Linked DNA regions of Homo sapiens: region 1 is linked to region 2. The links are chromatin contacts, found by Hi-C or POLR2A ChIA-PET in ENCODE. All regions are on one chromosome and are shown on one strand. Each heading gives the region's core, a stretch centred on a gene start or an enhancer-like site at or near the end of the contact. The rest is flanking DNA. Distances are from core to core; before and after follow the strand shown.

Region 1 (4,931 bases), core at 1,877-4,376, 120 kb after region 2:
ATGTGATCCACCTGCCTCTGCCTTCCAAAGTGCTAGGAGTACAGGCGTGAGTGACCACGCTCAGTCCAATTGAAGTACTTTTTTTTTCTGAGACGGAGTCTCGCTCTGTTGCCCAGGCCAGAGTGCAGTGGCGTGATCTTGACTCACTGCAACCTCCACCTCCTGGATTCAAACGATTCTCTTGCCTCAGCCTTCTGAGTAGCTGAGATCACAGGCATGCGCCAGCACACCCGGCTAATTTTTGTATTTTCAGTAGAGATGGGGTTTCACCATGCTGGCCAGGCTGGTCTTGAACTCCTGACCTCAAGTGATCCTCCTGTCTCAGCCTCCCAAAGTACTGGGATTACAGGCGTGAACCACCATGCCTGGCCTGAAGTACTTCTTTAGTAACCTACTCAATAATGTAATATGATCTAAAAAAATCTATGATTTCTACTGGTGTCAGGGCCATAGATGTATTAATACTACCATAGTATGTTGACTACACTGACAATTGTTATAAATACTGCATTTCAGTTAAAAGTTAGAAGAAATAAAGATGTATTTTCTTTCCATCCAAGTTCATGGGCCCCTCCAGGGCATGGAGACCCTAAGTTAGGGATTGTCCTCCACTGGACTGTTGGCCCCTGTTGTAGATACAGCCTTACCTGTCTCTGAATTGCTGTTCTCAGCACAGTACCTGATATGGGGTCATTCCTCAGTAAATGTTACCTGGATTAAATGAAATGCAGAGCGAGGAAACCAACATTTATCAAACACTTAAGAGTATTGCCAGGCCTTTCAGCTCTTGTCTCTTTGGACCCTCAGTAACTGCCAGGGAAATATCACCCAGAATTTTTCAGATGAGGACACTGAGGACACTGGCACTCAGAGAGGACAGCAGGATTTCAACTCAGGGCTGTTTGACTCCAAAGTTCATGCTCTCTCTGCTCACAGCTTTGCCTCTTACAAAACTTCCCCAGATAAGATCACAAGCGAAGTTGTTTCAGATACTTGATGTTTCCAAACTTCTTAAAAAGATACAACAGCCAGGCGCGGTGGCTCACACCTGTAATACCAGCCTGTGATCCCAGCTACTCGGGAGGCTGAGGGAGGAGAATCGCTTGAACCCGGGAGGCGGAGGTTGCAGTGAGCCGAGATTGTGCCATTGCACTCCAGCCTGGGCAACAAGAGCGAAACTCCGTCTCAAAAAAAAAAAAAAAAAAAAAAAGACATAGTACTGGCTGGGTTTAGTGGCTCACGCCTATAATCCCAACACTTTGGGAGACTGGAGGATCACTTGAGCCCAGGAGTTTGAGACCAGCCTGGATAACATGGCGAAACCCTGACTCTATAAAAAATAAAAAAATTGGCCAGGTGTGGTGGTGCGTGTCTATAGTCCCAGCTACCCAGGAGGCTGAGCCTGGGAGGTTGAGGCTGCGGTGAGCTATGATCACAACACTGCACTACAGCCTTGACGACAGAGTGAGACCCTGTCTCAAAAAAAAAAAAAAAAAAAAAAAAAGAGACTCAATACAACTTCAACATTTTTTTTTCCTAATTCCGTAAGTCTAGCTTACAGGGATACTTAGTTGAAAAATCTACAAAAATTTCTTAGTCTGGATATAGAGTGACTGTGTTCCTATAAGCACAAATTTATACCCATCAAGATGAGACCAGTCCTAGCACAGACCAGGATTTTGAAATGTCAAACAAGCTGTATTTTCTCTGATGCTTCACAAGCATATCTGGTCCTCTCAGGAGAGATTTTTTTTTTCAGGCAGATTTGTGGTGGACATAGAGGAAGGTCACAGGATGGTACTATGTTCCACAAAACTGTGTCCTGTACTGCATGCATACAGATTAGGCAACATTATTAAATACGTTTATTTCCTTTCTTTCCTTCCTTCCTTCCTCCCTCCCTCCCTCCCTTTCTTTCTTCCTTTTTTTTTTTTTTTGAGACAGAGTCTTGCTCTGTCGCCCAGGCTGGAGTGCAATGGCGTGATCTTGGCTCACTGCAACGTCTGCCTCCCGGGTTCAAGCAATTCTCTTGCCTCGGTCACCCGAGTAGCTGGGATTACAGGCACCCACCACCACGACTGGCTAATTTTTTGTATTTTTAGTAGACATGGGGTTTTGCCATGTAGACCAGGCTGGTCTCGAACTCCTAACCTCAGGTGATCCACCTACCCGGGCCTCCCAAAATGCTGGGATTACAGGAGTGAGCCACCGCACCTAGCCTGTTACATTGCATTTTCTACTGTTAAGATGTTTTTTCCACTTGGGAATCATGTTGATCATACACAGAGAATGGAAGATACGTTGCAGTTTATACAAATGACATTTTCTGCAACGCGTCTGAGAACATGTTCTTGTAACAACTGAACATTTCTAACATTTCTTTTGAGGGGAACACCCATTTTATAACACTTTCTACTTAAAAGCACAGATCCCTCAAAGACCCTGAGTAAGCTGGATCCGTTACCATTTCCTTTAGCAGAGCGCCTTCGATTTCCCTTAGCTGCATATGTCCACCTCTGCGGGGGGCTCCACAGCCTCAGCCTGATCTTTCCGTCCTAGGCCTGATTATGGACTGCCAAGACTTTTTGGAGAAAGCAGTTTCTTGTCGCTCTTCTTTTTTCATTCTTCTTGATTTGCTTCCCTCTAACTATTGTCCCGAATCTCCTCCAGTTTCCAGAGCAACCCTCAGCAGGAGACTCTGTGCTTGATTCACCAAGGAGGAGAAAGGGTTTGAACTCCACTCCATCACCTCTGTCTCACCCACCAAAACCTCCCTAGAGCTGTTTTTCACAGCTTCCTCTCCTCGTTTCTGAGGAAGATAGGGCTTTCTTGCTTGCCAACACAAATCACTGTGCTCTGAATTTTACCTCCCTTCTGGATTTCAGTCCTTTTACCCCCTCTACATCTCTCCTCCATTTATAAAAGTGCTCAGAGATGCCCATTCTTTAAAATAAATACCTAAAAGAAAACAAAACCTTTCCCTTATTTTTGTTACTGCCCTAATCTAGTCTTATATCTCCTGCTTTCCTTTCACTGCCAGACGTCTTGGACTTGTGGTTTATAATCACATGGCTTCAGCTTTTGAAACTTGGCTTCTCTCCCTACCATCCTACTGAGAACTGTTCTCTAGAAGGTCACTGAGTCTCTTGTTTGTCAGATCCAGTGGCCTTTCCTCCGTTCTAATGCTCGAAATCTGTAGCATCTGACAATTTTTATTACCATGTGCTTCAGGCTCACTGTACCCTCGGCTTCCAGAACACCGTACTACCAGCTTCATCTCCTACCTTTCTGACCACTCCTCTTTTTTTTTCCTTCGGTAGTTCTTTCTTCCCCACTCCTGTGGCTTCCATACTAAATTCTACATAGAGAGCTCCCTGATGTTGATCTCCAGGATTGCCCTACACATTTCAGACCAGCATTTCCCCCACCAGCCATTCCCTTCCTCCTGAGTCCAGGATCTCCTGATTCAAGGGTCCACATCTCCTCTGACCCAGTTCCTCTCTTGCGTGTCCCACTGTTGCACATACTGCCGTCACTCAGAGTTCACGGACTTTTTTTTTTTTTTTTTTTTTGGTGACAGGATCTTGCTCTCTTGCCCAAGCTGGAGTGCAGTGGCATGATTATAGCTCACTGCAGCCTTGAACTCCTGGGCTCAAGCAATTCTCCCTCCTCAGTCTCCTGAGTAGCCAGGACAACAGGTGTGAGCCACTGAGCCTGGCAGGTTAAAAATTATTTTTTGTAGCAATGGGGTCTCATTATGTTGCCCAGTTTGGTCTTGAATTCCTGGCCTCAAGCGATCTTCCACCTTGGCCTTCCCAAGTGCTAGAATTACAGGCATGAGCCACTGCTCCTGGCCCACTCTCTGACTTTTGATTCTTTCTTCTGCCTCAGAGTTAGTCACTGGCAAATTCTGAACATTGCACTGTCTCCCATTTCACTCTTGGCCCTCCTTTCCATTCCCACAGCTACTTTGGTTTTAGGTCCTTGTCTCTTCTCTGCCCCTGTTTCTACTTCTGCCCTCATTTGTCTCACAGACATTCCAGGTAAAGGTGGGCAGCTCCAATACTGGCACCTTCCTGCTCAAAACCTCTTTATGGCTTTCTACTGTTAATGGAACTACAGATCCACAATTTTGCATGCAAAACTTTCACAAAAATGCAATATGGATTTATGAACTCTACAGTTAGTTTGGGAAAAACTGAAATGAAAGCCAGAACAAACTATCAACAAAACTATACTGTCTCTACCCTTTACTACAAAGGTTTTTTTTTTTTTTGAGATAGGGTCCTGCTCTGTTGTCCAGGGTGTAGTGCAGTAGTGCCATCATGGCTCACTGCAGCCTGGACCTCGCAGGCTCAAGCAATTCTCCTGCCTTGGCCTCCCAAAGTACTAGGATTAGAGGCATGAGCCACTGCACCCAGCCTAATATAAGGTTTCTAAGAAAAGGAAATTAAAAACCCCAAAAAGACAGTGGATACTTTTTCCAAATGAAATATTTCTCAGAGTCCAGATAAACATAAGTAGAATGTCAATTCGGTAGGTGTGCCAAACAGCCACCGTTCTGTAACTGTGACAATGCCCTCTGCTGTATTTATTGATGATATCTTTTTAATTCAAATATAGTGGAACATTTGACCATGGAATCAAGAGTTCTGTGTTCTGCTGGGCATGGTGGTATGTGCCTGTAATCCTAGCATTTTGGGAGGCAGAGGCAGGAGGATCGTTTGAATCCAGCAGTTCAAGATAAGCCTGGGCAACAAAGACTTTGTCTCTACTAAAAATTTAAAAATTAGCCAGGTATGGTGGTGCATGCCTGTAGTCCTAGCTACTGGGAAAGCCAAGGTGGGAGGATCACTTGAGCCCAGGAGTTTGAGGCTGCAGTGTGCTATGATTGCACCACTGCACTCCAGCCTGGGTAACAGAGTGAGATC
Region 2 (4,524 bases), core at 393-2,892:
TTATAACTTGATTCTTTTCCTAACTCACCAGATTTCACCTGTATCTCCATATTCTCGGAAAGTTTGCAGTTCTCTCTCATAGACAGCATCCCAACTATGTAAACAATGAAATGCAAAGCAAGACTCTTGAATTAAACTGTATTATGAATTAAATGTATGTTTCTAATACATTACAGAGCTATTTATGACAGAGGTTTAAACATCACTAGTGTTATTAATAAATACACATAGTTCAATCTTTTAACGTCCTTGAGTTAAAAGAAGGAAATACATGGGCAAGCAGAATACGTTTATACTGTACATGTAAAGCATTTAGGACAATATCTGATGCACAACAATAAGTTTTAGCCTAAAAAAACACAAAGACATTTGTCCACGTATCCCTAAGTCCCTGACCCAAGTTCAAAACTTGATGAAACAAGCACATCTGGTCTCAAGTGTGCAGGCACACAGTCTCTTTCCTGTGCTATTTGTCTCTGCCTATTCCAGTCTTCTAGCCCTCCGTTTAAATTTTCTCTGGACGCTTTTCTTCTTTTTTTGAGACGGAGTCACGCTCTGTCACCAGGCTGGAGTGCAGTGGCGCGATCTCGGCTCACTGCAACCTCCGCCTCCCGGGTTCAAGCGATTCTCCTGCCTCAGCCTCCCGAGTAGCTGGGACTACAGGTGTGCGCCACCACACCCCGCTAATTTTTGTATTTTTAGTAGAGACGGGGTTTCACCATGTTGGTCAGGCTGGTCTCGATCTCCTGACCTTGTGCTCCGCCCGCCTCGGCCTCCCAAAGTGCTGGGATTACAGGCGTAAGCCACCACGCACCCGGCCCTCTGAATCCTTTTCATTTGCCGTCTCTTTTCCTACAATGATTCTCTAGAATCCCTGCTCCCTCTCATCCCGCCAATTTACCTCTCCCCAACTGTTCCCTGCAGCCATTCATCCACCCACATTAATTCATTTAATAATTCCTGAGCGTCTGTTTGAGGTCAGATCGCTTTCTTTCACCCCAAGATCCCCCACTATCTCCCCGCTCCCGCCTCGGGTCATCCGCTATTCCCACCCCACTTCCAGCTCCCACATCCCTCCCCTCCTACTCAGCCTTTTCGGCTCCCAGGCCCAGCACTTCTCCCTCGGTCTCTCACTCTCGCCGACCAGCCCTATTCGCCAGCCTCGCCCTCTCCCCCTTTCCCCCAAGCCTGGCCCTCAGGTTCGAGACTCCCAAAAGGCCTCCCAGGAGCCAAAGCCTGTCCCGCACCCACAAGCCCCTTGGGCTCCAATCCCTTGAAACGTCGGTTAACCGCGTAGGGCGACCCCTAGGGATTCCACTCTTTGAAATCCCCGTAAGCCCCCCGCCAGGTGGCCCTGCTCCCGTCACGCCCCCGAGGGTCTCCCTGTCCCTGAGCCCCGGGTCTCCACCCCGCCGTCCCCTTCTCGGGGCCCAGGCAGGGCGGCACGGCTCATCCTCCCCTGCCCAGCGTCACACTCACTGCTCGCGGGTCCCCAGCGCCGACGGGACGAAACCGTCCTCCCCGGGACTGCCCTTGTCCGACCGCGCCGCCACCGCAGCGCCACCGCCGCCGTCAGCGCCCGAGCTCATTTCGCTCCACGTCCTGGACGGCCGTTGGGGCCGCCATAGAGACGGGGCACAGGCAGAGCGGACGAGCGGACCGGCGCCTCTAGGCGGCGGGAGGCCGCCCTCTCGACTGCTCCAGCCCCCGCGCTGGGGCTGGGATGGGGACGCGACGCCCTCTGCTCTACCCCCGGCTCCCTGCGCCGGCGGGGACCGTGCGCTCTCCCCACAGCGTTAGTGGCATCCCCTTCGTCGAGGTCCAAGAGCGGCTGTATTTGGGGACTGCTGTTCGTGAGGGACCATTAGAGGTATTGCATTTTGGAAAACGGCTGGCTTCCGCACCGTGGACACCTAAAGCCGACGCCGCTCTACCCAAACGCAGAAATCACTTCACCTCTCCACTGCGTGCGCCTGTCTGCGAAGCGGGTGCGAGCGTCCATCCAGTTATTTGGCTCCTTGGCAAGAGGCCAACTTCGTTTCTGGCTAAGATTCTGACTTGAAAACCGCGTTCTGGCCTCTTGTGACTTGATGTCACCGGTAGACGTGGAAATTTATGTCCAGGGAAAGGAATGCCCTGCAACTCTCCACAATACGCCAAACACGGGGATCAGTGTGTTGTGGAAGAAAGACTGCTAAGTGAGAGGATGCCCGGATAAGCCTCAGCTCTGCCTCGACCCAGGCACCTGGCCTTGCTTAAGTTTGTTTTGTTTTGTTTTGTTTTGTTTTGTTTTTTGAGACGAAGTTTCGCTCTTGTCGCCCAGGCTGGAGTGCAATGCAATGGCGCGATCTCGGCTCACCGCAACCTCCGCCTCCCGGGTTCAAGCGATTCTCCTGCCTCAACTTCCCGAGTAACTGGATTACAGGCGGGCGCCACCACGCCAGGCTAATTTTGTTTTGTTTTGTTTTTTAGACGTAGTCTCGCTCTGTCGCCCAGGCTGGAGTGCAGTGGCTCGATCTCGGCTCGCTGCAAGCTCCGCCTCCCGGGCTCACGCCATTCTCCTGCCTAAGCCTCCGGAGTAGCTGGGACTACAGGCGCCCACCACCACGCCCGGATAATTTTTTGTATTTTTTTTAGTGGAGACGGTGTTTCACCGTGTTAGCCAGGATGGTCTCGATCTCCTGACCTCGTGATCCACCCGCCTCGGCCTCCCAAAGTGCTGGGATTACAGGCGTGAGCCACCGCGCCCGGCCTAATTTTGTATTTTTAGTAGAGACGGGGTTCCTTCATGTTGGTCAGGCTGGTCTCGAAGTCCCGACCTCAAGTGATCCTCCCGCCTCAGCCTCCCAAAGTGCAGGGATTACAGGCGTGAGCCACCGCGCCTGGCCTCTTGTCTAAGTCTTAACCTCTGTGTGTTTCCTCCCTGTACCATGTCAGAACTAGACGGTGTCTTTGTTCCACAAAACTGCTCCCAACCCGCGAACCGGAGATTGCATCTGCCTCTGGGTCTGAGTGCCATTGGTAGATCTGCAGTATAATACAAGAGATCTTATGGGCCAAAGTCTGGGGTATTTTCTGTAGTAGCTGTGAAATACTGCTGGTCCTATGTCCTAGGCAAGGCCCTCAAATGCCCCTAGCGAGACTGCCTTCCAACCAAAAGGAATTGTTTGCTAGGCCACGTTTCTGTTGTCTTGGCAGACAGAAGCCCAGTAACAAGTCCCTAAAGATAAAATAGCATCAGAAATCCTTCCTAGGATCGGATGCGCATCTCCTATAGATGCTGTTCTGAGATCTTCAGGCAGCCACTAGTGATAGGGTAAGATAAAAGGCAGACAGGAGGCCGGACACGGTGGCTCACGCCTGTAATCCCAGCACTTTGGGAGGCCAAGGCAGGCAGATCACGAGGTCAGGAGATAGAGACCATCCTGGCCAAAATGGTGAAATCCTGTCTCTACTAAAATACAAAAAATTAGCCAGGCATGGTGGCGCGCGCCTGTAGTCCCAGCTACTTGGGAGGCTGAGGCAGGGGAATCATTTGAACCTGGGAGGCGGAGATTGCAGTGAGCCGAGATTGCGCCACTGCACTCCAGCCTGGCAACAGAGTGAGACTCTGTCTCCAATAATAAAAAAAAAAAAAGGCAGATGGAAATCCTTGTGCGTAATGATTAAAGTAAAGGCCGGGCGCAGTGGCTCAAGCCTGTAATCCCAGCACTTTGGGAGGCCGAGGCAGGCGGATCACCTGAGGTCAGGAGTTCGAGACCAGTCTGGCCAACATGGCGAAACCCCATCTCTACTAAAAAGACAAAAATTAGCCAGGCATGGTGGCAGTCGCCTGTAATCCCAGTTACTCAGAAGGCTGAGGCACGAGAATTGTTTGAACCAGGGAGGCGAAGGTTGCAGTGAGCCAAGACTGCACCACTGCACTCCAGCCTGGGCGACAGAGTGAAACTTTGTCTCAAAAATAAATAAATAAATAAAATAAAATAAAATTCAAGAAAGAACTTAGGTAACCTTATTACAGAGCAATAAAACCACCGGATGACCCGGCCAATTAGTGCTGCCCTGGGCAAGCGGTTGTTTTGATCTTTTCTAGGTTCTAGATGCTAGAGAAAGCAAGCTTGAGTGGGGCTGAGTGAGGCTTTAAAAGTTTTAGGTCAGCCGGGTGCGGTGGCTCACGCCTGTAATCCCAGCACTTTGGGAGGCCGAGGCGGGCGGATCACAAGGTCAGGAGAACAAGACCATCCTGGCTAACACGGTGAAACCCCGTCTCCACTAAAAATAAAAAAAAAATTAGCTGGGCGTGGTGGCGGGCTCCTGTACTCCCAGCTACTTGGTGGCTGAGGCAGGAGAATGGCGTGAAACCGGAAGGCGGAGCTTGCAGTGAGCCGGGATCCCGCCACTGCACTCCAGTCTGGCCAACAGAGCGAGAAACGGTAATCCCAGCTACTCAGGAGGCTGAAGCAGGAGAATCGCTTGAACCCTGGAGGTGGAGGTTGCAGTGAGCTGAGATCGTGCCACTGCACT

Evidence for each region. Hi-C counts contacts between places; a loop is a spot of excess contacts on that map. ChIA-PET counts read pairs that join two places held with the same protein, here RNA polymerase II (POLR2A). Pooled maps may share reads with other maps.
Region 1: a map of gastrocnemius medialis shows a loop between it and region 2 (2.6-fold over the local background). The contact joins the enhancer-like site here to the promoter of EEF1AKMT2 in region 2. A Hi-C loop is called at or near these places in 32 of 168 maps with a recorded cell type or tissue (B cell, CD14-positive monocyte, CD4-positive, alpha-beta T cell and 22 more), 29 of 37 single-sample maps with no recorded cell type and 39 of 50 pooled maps. POLR2A ChIA-PET finds 5 or more read pairs at or near these places in 21 of 52 experiments (CD4-positive, alpha-beta T cell, CD4-positive, alpha-beta memory T cell, CD8-positive, alpha-beta T cell and 16 more).

Annotation. Positions count from the first base shown.
Region 1 is chr10:124,908,791-124,913,721 of GRCh38, forward strand. No RefSeq gene overlaps it. Among named protein-coding and RNA genes, the nearest start is that of ZRANB1, 31 kb to the right of the region's middle. Within about 2 kb of position 3,127, at least 4 of the 41 ENCODE cell types and tissues checked have a DNase peak (open chromatin) inside an H3K27ac peak, as active enhancers do; they include gastrocnemius medialis, where a contact is called at or near this core.
Region 2 is chr10:124,790,245-124,794,768 of GRCh38, forward strand. It overlaps EEF1AKMT2 (EEF1A lysine methyltransferase 2), which reads right to left and starts at 1,643. Exons shown (of 7, transcript NM_212554.4): 1 at 1,480-1,643; 2 at 29-94. The coding sequence starts at 1,589. RefSeq lists enhancers at 1,595-2,319, 1,947-2,256, 2,320-3,042 and a silencer at 1,757-1,816.